Regions from separate parts of the Homo sapiens genome. Here region 2 is linked to region 1. A link is a contact called in ENCODE Hi-C data. All regions are on one chromosome and are shown on one strand. The core of a region is the stretch at or near the end of the contact, and the rest is flanking DNA. Distances in the headings are between cores, read along the strand shown. Region 1 overlaps CAMTA1 (calmodulin binding transcription activator 1). Region 2 holds the start of CAMTA1-IT1 (CAMTA1 intronic transcript 1).

Region 1 (3,314 bases), core at 535-3,034:
ATGCCTGCTCAAAAATCTGCAGTGCATCAGAAAATTATGTAAAACTACAACAAACTCCCCATAAATCTAATAACACTCAGCTCTCTGGTGTCTTGGGCTGGGGGAAGCAGAGCCGCACACAATTCCTTGGCTCGGGCGTGCGTGTGCACGGCTCTGACAGAAACACAGCCCGAGAAACAGCCCTGGAAATGCGGCTGCAGGAGAAGGCGCAGATGACGATCAGGCTTGGAACACACAGAGGGCACCAGCTAAGTGTGTGTGTCCGGGGACAGCAGAGGTGTGCTGAGAGCCAAGAAGACCTCAGATTTGATTCCAGAATCAGGCGGGTCACCCAACACTGGAGCCAAACACATTAGCTTCATCCCATTTTCACATAAATCGCGTGCCTTCGAAGACTTCACAGTTTGATTTCCTGATGTTTCCAAATTTCCCTGCCCGCCAGCGGAGTTGTCAGCGGTTTAATCACAATGTCGTGCTCCCCAGGGCTGAAGGGAGATGGGTCTGCAGCCTTCACCTCACCTGCTGTGAGATGGGGGCTCCGTGACCTTATGCCCTGGGAATCTCACCAGGCTGATTCAGAGAATCCCATCCTGGTCCTTGCAGCTGTGCCCTTTGGTCAGAAGGGGGCTTCCCTTCCACCTGCAATCTGAGGAATGCTTCCTTCAGATGAAAAAAAACACACACAGAAATAAATGAAGATAGCTGATAGGAATTCCCAGGACATTCCCAGAGATCTTTCCTGTCTTTTGGAATCCCTTCTGTAATCATGAGACTATGGGTCCTGCTGCTATGAGGAAGACCAAAATAACAGTGGCTTCAATGAAAGGGAAGCTCCTTTGGCTTTCATGTCACAGTTCAGGGTTGATGTGGCAGCCCCAGGGTCAGGGATCGGCCACCCTGGCTCCCTCCGGGTGGCTGCTCCCCATTCCTAGGGCTTTGCCTTCTTTTACATGGTCCAAAATGGCTACTCCAGCTCCTGCCATTGCAACTGCATTCCAACCAGTGGAAAGAGGAGAAAATAAGGTGGAGGGTGAGTTCCTTCCCTTTAAGCCCACAACTTGCATACATCATTTCATCTCTGGTGTCGTTGGACAGAATTTTGTCATATGGTTACTCCTAGTTGCAAGAGAGTCTGGGAAGTGTCGTTTTTTGCTTTGTAGTTCCATCCTAACGTACTTTGGGGAAAGAGGTTCTGCATGTGAATCATTCAGGGCTGAGTAGAGCTGTGCTTAGCCTGGGGTGCCCCTGTGGGCTTCAGCTTTCTGGCTTATAGTGCACAGAATTGCCCATCTCAGTCCAAGGCCTGGCAATGACTGTCTGAGGCGCCGTCTGAGGCCTGGAGTTTACAGTACGCAAGTGATCTAAAGCTTAGTATGTCTCATCCTGGAAATTCCAGGGTCTGTTCCAATGCAGCTGGTCTGAGAGAGCACCAGATTTGCACCCAGTAAACCCCCATAGTGTGAGTGAGGAGCTGAAGGGGGAGTCCTCTCCTCCCAGATTAGCCACTGAGAGATGACTTTGAGTGGAGTCGACTGCTCTGCCAGGCAGGCTCTGTGCTTCTGTCCTGCCAAGCTGGCAGGAAACTTGCTCAGTGATCTTGGGCTGCTCAGAGCCACAGTGGTTCTAAACTGCCATGCCCCAAACCTTGCACCCTTGGCTCCACTGGAACCTACAGAAAGCCAGATGGAACCGTTTCCTCGGAGAAGATCCTCTCCCTCTGAGCACCCGTGGCTTTCTTCCCTGCCCATTTCCTGGCAGCCCAGGAGGGGATGGCACGCCAGGCATTTCCCAGCAAGCTGTTGGTGAGGTTGTTCCATCCGGAGTGAGTGGCGAGGGCATGACTTCTAAGCTGTGTTCACAGCCCTTCCCGTGTGGTGATCTTGTCCCAGCTCTCCCACCTGGAGGCTCCTCTTGGAGTGCCCTGGCTGGCCAGATGGCCCTGCAGCCATGAGCAAGTCCTAGGCCTTCCTGCAGGCTTCGAAGGCCCGGAAATCAGCAGGCAGCTCCCCCAGCCGCCTCGGGGTTTAGCTCCACCCTGCCTGCCAGCCCCAGAGCTCCGCTGGCATCAGGCCAGAGTACTCAGGCCTCTGGGGCAGGTGTCCTCTGCAGCACTGGGCGGGCGGCAGGAGGGCTGGCTGTGGAATCAGCAGAGCCCCAGGGCCTACGCCCACACCACACAAGTGCTCTGTGCACCTCCATGCTTCTGCACGGGCACACGACGTATCCACAGGCACGAGTGTGTGGGGATTCAGCACCTCCACCCCCACACTTCCTCCAAAAGCAACCTCACCTCCATGGCAGGTGGTGGAGGCCATAGTAAATGTGAGGCCACAAAGGCCATGTTGAAAGTGGAGGTGGAGGCCATCCTGAATGTGGGGTGGAGGCCATAGTGAGTGCAGGTGAAGGCCCTGGTGAGTTTGGTGGGGGCCCTGGTGAATTGGGTGGAGGCCATGGTGAGTTGGGTGGAGGCCCTGGTAAGTGTGAGCGGAGGCCCCGTTGAGGTGGATGGAGGCCCTGGTGACTGCAGGTGGAGGCCATGGTGACTGTGAGGGTGGAGGCCATGGTGATTGTGAAGGTGGAGGCTATGGTGAGTTGGGTGGAGGCCCTGCCCTGGTGAGTTGGATGGAGGCCATAGTGAGTGTGGTTGGAGGCCACGGTGAGTTGGGTGGAGGCCCTGGTGAGTTGGGTGGAGGCCACGGTGAGTTGGGTGGAGGCCCTGGTAAGTTGGATGGAGGCCATAGTGAGTGTGGTTGGAGGCCCTGGTGAGTTGGGTGGAGGCCCTGGTGAGTGTGACTGGAGGCCCTGTTGAGGCGGATGGAGGCCCTGGTGACTGAGGGTGGAGGCCATGGTGACTGTGAGGGTGAGGGCCCTGGTGAGTGGTTGGAGGCCATGGTAACTGTGAAGGTGGAGGCTGTGGTGAGTTGGGTGGAGGCCCTGGTGAGTTGGGTGGAGGCTCTGGTGGGTTGGGAGGAGGTCCTGGTGAGTGTGAGCAGAGGCCCTGGTGAGGTAGAGGCCCTGGTGACTGAGGGTGGAGGCCATGGTGACTGTGAGGGTGAAAGTCATGGTGAGTTGGGTAGAGGCCATGGTGACTGTGAGGGTGGAGGCCATGGTGAGTGGGGTGGAGGCCACAGTGAGTTGGAATGGAGGCCCTAGTGAGTGTGAATGGAGGCCCTGTTGAGTTGGGTGGAGGCCCTGGCAAGTGTGGGCTTGCTTGTGCTGTCATGGCCCCCACAGTCCATCTCCCCTAACACACTGGTCCTCACCTGCAGCCTGTTGGTTTTCCAGGGGCCAGGGTGTCAGTCCTGCCAGCCTTC
Region 2 (3,349 bases), core at 828-3,327, 280 kb before region 1:
GAACTGGTGGACTTGAATAGGATTATTGGACTTGGGTACAGGTGGTGGACTTGGATAGAGTTGGTGGACTTGGGTACAGTTAGTAGACTTGGGTAGAGTTAGTGGACTTGGAAAGAGTTAGTAGACTTCAATAGAGTTAGTGGACTTGAATAGAGTTAGTGGACTGGTGGAATTTAATAGAGTTGGTAGACTTGGGTAGAGGTGGTGGACATGGGTACCGATGGTGACCTTGGATAGAGTTGGTGGACTTGGGTAGTGGTGGTGGCTTTGGATAGAGTTGGTGGACTTTGGTAGGATTGGTGGACTTGAATAGAGTGAGTGAACTTGGGTAGAGGTGGTGAACTTGGGTAGGACTGGTGGACTCGAATAGAGTTGGTGGACTTGGGTAGAGGCAGTGAACTTGGATAGAGGTGGTGGGCTTGGGTAGGATTGGTGGACTTGAATAGAGTTAGTGGACTTGGGTAGAGTTAGTAGACTTGAATAGACTGAGTAGACTTCTGTGGAGGTGGTGAACTTCGGTAGGACTGGTAGACTTGAATAGAGTGAGTGGATTTGGGTAGAGGTGGTGGCTTTGGATAGACTTGGTGGACTTTGGTAGGGTTGATGGACTTGAATAGAGCGAGTGAACTTGGGTAGAGGTGGTGGACTTGGATAGACTTGATGCGTGTGGGGCAAAGACAATTAGTGGAACATAACCATTTATGCCAACCCTTCTAGCTCGCAGAGGTGCTCTGTAGAAGAAGAAAGACATTGCGGAAGTTTTTAAATAGGGACATGATACCAAGTTTGAAACGTGAGAGAGTGAGTAGGAACTGTGCCCTTGTCTGACCCAAGTGCTAAATCAACAGGAACATGGTGCCCACTTGTTACATCACTCATGGACATGAGCTGGGCTGTTTTTCTTGCATCCATTTCACTGGGTGATTAATATCTCTTTTAATGTTCAGCTGCAGTGAATTCTTAACAAATTATTTTGTAACACATTGAAATCACTTTGTAAGCTCTTTGTTAACACCTTTAAGAGGGCTCTAGCTATAAAATATTACTTTATCATCTTCCCGTTGCAGGACATTTGATGTAACACTCGTGTCTCGGAGGTTGTTAATAAATAATGGATGGAGGAATGATCTGGGGGTGACCTTTTGTAGAACATCATCTGTCAGCCGAACTTCACTTAATCCTTCCTCTTACGCTGTCTTCTGGCTTTCAGGATATAGCAGTTTGCAAATCAGGTGGTTTGGTTCCTGCCAGTGAGTGACATTTCACAGGATGGGTGACATCGGAACGATTGGCCTGTGTGGTTGCCTCTGGGACCCTCAGAAGGATTTAAGCCCCGTGATTAGCAGGTCTATTTTTGGCCACCAAGTGCAGGAGGGAGGGCATCTGGTGTGTGTCTCATCTTGGCTGTGATGAGGCTTGGCTGACCCCAGCAAGGACTCTCCATGAGTGGAGTGTGGCAGCGCTGTGGTTAGCTGGCCAGGTGAGGGGTGTTTCTCCAATAAGCATTTGTAGATCTGCCCTCTACTAAACCTGCTTCACCCTGGTAGCCCCCCTCAAAGGCATAGCAAGCCAGAGTATCCCAGGGACCGGGAACACTTGGGAACAGATGCCTGATAGAGAGTCACAGAACCATAAAGTCACGGGGGCTAAAGCCAGAGAAACCAGAGTCCAGCCCCATCAGCTTACAGAGAGGGACTGAGGTCAGAAAAGCCGAGAGTGCCTCTTCCAGGGTAGCTCATGGGTTAGAACAGATTTTTCACTTGACTCCTGAAACTGTGGTCCCTTTAGCCAGTGCCCTGCCTCACAGGATGACTCTAGAGTCACTTCATTCATTCATAAACAATGCTTATCGAGTGCTGACTCTATGCAGGTGGTGTGCAACATCCTGAGGACACTGCAGGCAGCGAGACCAGCGAGGTGTCTTAGTCCATGCATGGTGCCAGAACAACATACTTTAGACTGGGTAACTATAAACAACATACATTTAATGCTCACAGTTCTGGAGGCTGGGAAGTCCAAGATCAAGACACCAGCAGATTTAGTGTCTGGTAAGAGGCTGTTCCTGATAGATGGCACCTTCTATGTGTCCTCACATGGTGGAGGAGGGGGCACACAGGTTCCCTTGTGACTCTTTTTTTTTTTTTTCTGAGACAAGGACTTTCTTGCTCTGTCACCCAGGCTGAAGTGCAGAGGCACAATCCTAGCTCACTGCTTTCCTGGGTTTCTTGTACACAGATCAGACCTATGAGTGCATGGTGGTCATTACAGCTTCAACCTATGCTAGAAGGCAGGCGTGAAGGAGGCTGCAGCTGCAGATATGGGATGGTGGGAGGCTTCCCTGAGGAGGGGATGTCGAAGGTGAGAGGTAGGATGCGTGAGATGCTTTCTGGGCAGTGGGAGAGGGTATCCCAGTGTGCTGTGGGCTCTGGGGCTGCAGAGATGCGTGTCTGTGGAGTTTGGATAAGCCCCATAAAAACACTCCACACAGTGCTTCTAGAATCAGTCGGAGTCCATGGCACAAAGCAAGGGCTCAGTATATACTGAGTGAATGGATGAATGAATGAATGAGTGAATGAATGAATGAGCCACCTGTCAAACTGCTTTCTCAGATCAGTCCAGTCAGGGGAATGGCGGTGGCCATGGGCTTCTGTAGTGGATGTCCTTAGGCTCGGTGTGGCTGGTGATGAAGGACTGAGAGTCATCCCAGAGAGTGCAGAACACCTCCCATGACCTTCCCCAGAGTCCAAGCCCAGGGAGCAGTTGTGACATCCAGCCAAGCTCACACTTGGCCTGGAGGCCGGACCCCATGAGGACCAACCTGTGGTCTTCAGAGGTTGTCGGGAGGGAGGCCCCAGTGGACGCTGAATTCCAGCCTCTGTCTGGAGGCCTTTGAGCAGCAAGCACCTGGTGGCTGCGCTGTGGATGGGCTTGATGGTCTGAACCCATAACACCCATTCAGGCATCAGAAAATCACCCTCGAATTATCTCTAGAGTTTTATTTCCTAGAATCCTGAATAGATCACATTTTATTGTTGAATACTGAAATCTCATTACTTTAGGAAGTGCTATTACTGGGCTATTACTGGAAAGGAATTCCTCTCTCCTGTTCTGATTAAAACCTCCTGTTCATATTTAAAAAATAATTTCAGACCTTTTTTTTTAATGCTTCTAAAAGTATAAACGTGCAGCCAAGCGTCTTCTTTCCCTAGGCCCCGCGCCTGGGTGTGGACTTCCCTGGGCCTGCTGGTGGAGAGTGAGCGCAGCTCTGCAGAAGTAGAGACACCGGAGTCTCCTCCTGGACCCCCTTCTTGGAGAATGATCCCTTTCTTTTCCTCTGGCTCAGTTGCTT

What was found. Hi-C counts contacts between places; a loop is a spot of excess contacts on that map. Pooled maps may share reads with other maps.
Region 2: a loop to region 1 is called in a map of cardiac septum, with 2.5 times the contacts of the local background. The contact joins the promoter of CAMTA1-IT1 here to the enhancer-like site in region 1. A Hi-C loop is called at or near these places in 3 of 168 maps with a recorded cell type or tissue (Right ventricle myocardium inferior, cardiac septum and endothelial cell of umbilical vein) and 9 of 50 pooled maps.

Annotation. Positions count from the first base shown.
Region 1 is chr1:7,643,639-7,646,952 of GRCh38, forward strand. The region is part of intron 7 of CAMTA1 (calmodulin binding transcription activator 1); the gene reads left to right. Among named protein-coding and RNA genes, the nearest start is that of VAMP3, 130 kb to the right of the region's middle. RefSeq lists an enhancer at 173-673. Within about 2 kb of position 1,785, at least 7 of the 41 ENCODE cell types and tissues checked have a DNase peak (open chromatin) inside an H3K27ac peak, as active enhancers do.
Region 2 is chr1:7,362,317-7,365,665 of GRCh38, forward strand. CAMTA1-IT1 (CAMTA1 intronic transcript 1) reads left to right here and starts at 2,078. Exons shown (of 1, transcript XR_010947450.1): 1 at 2,078-3,349. The region is part of intron 5 of CAMTA1 (calmodulin binding transcription activator 1); the gene reads left to right.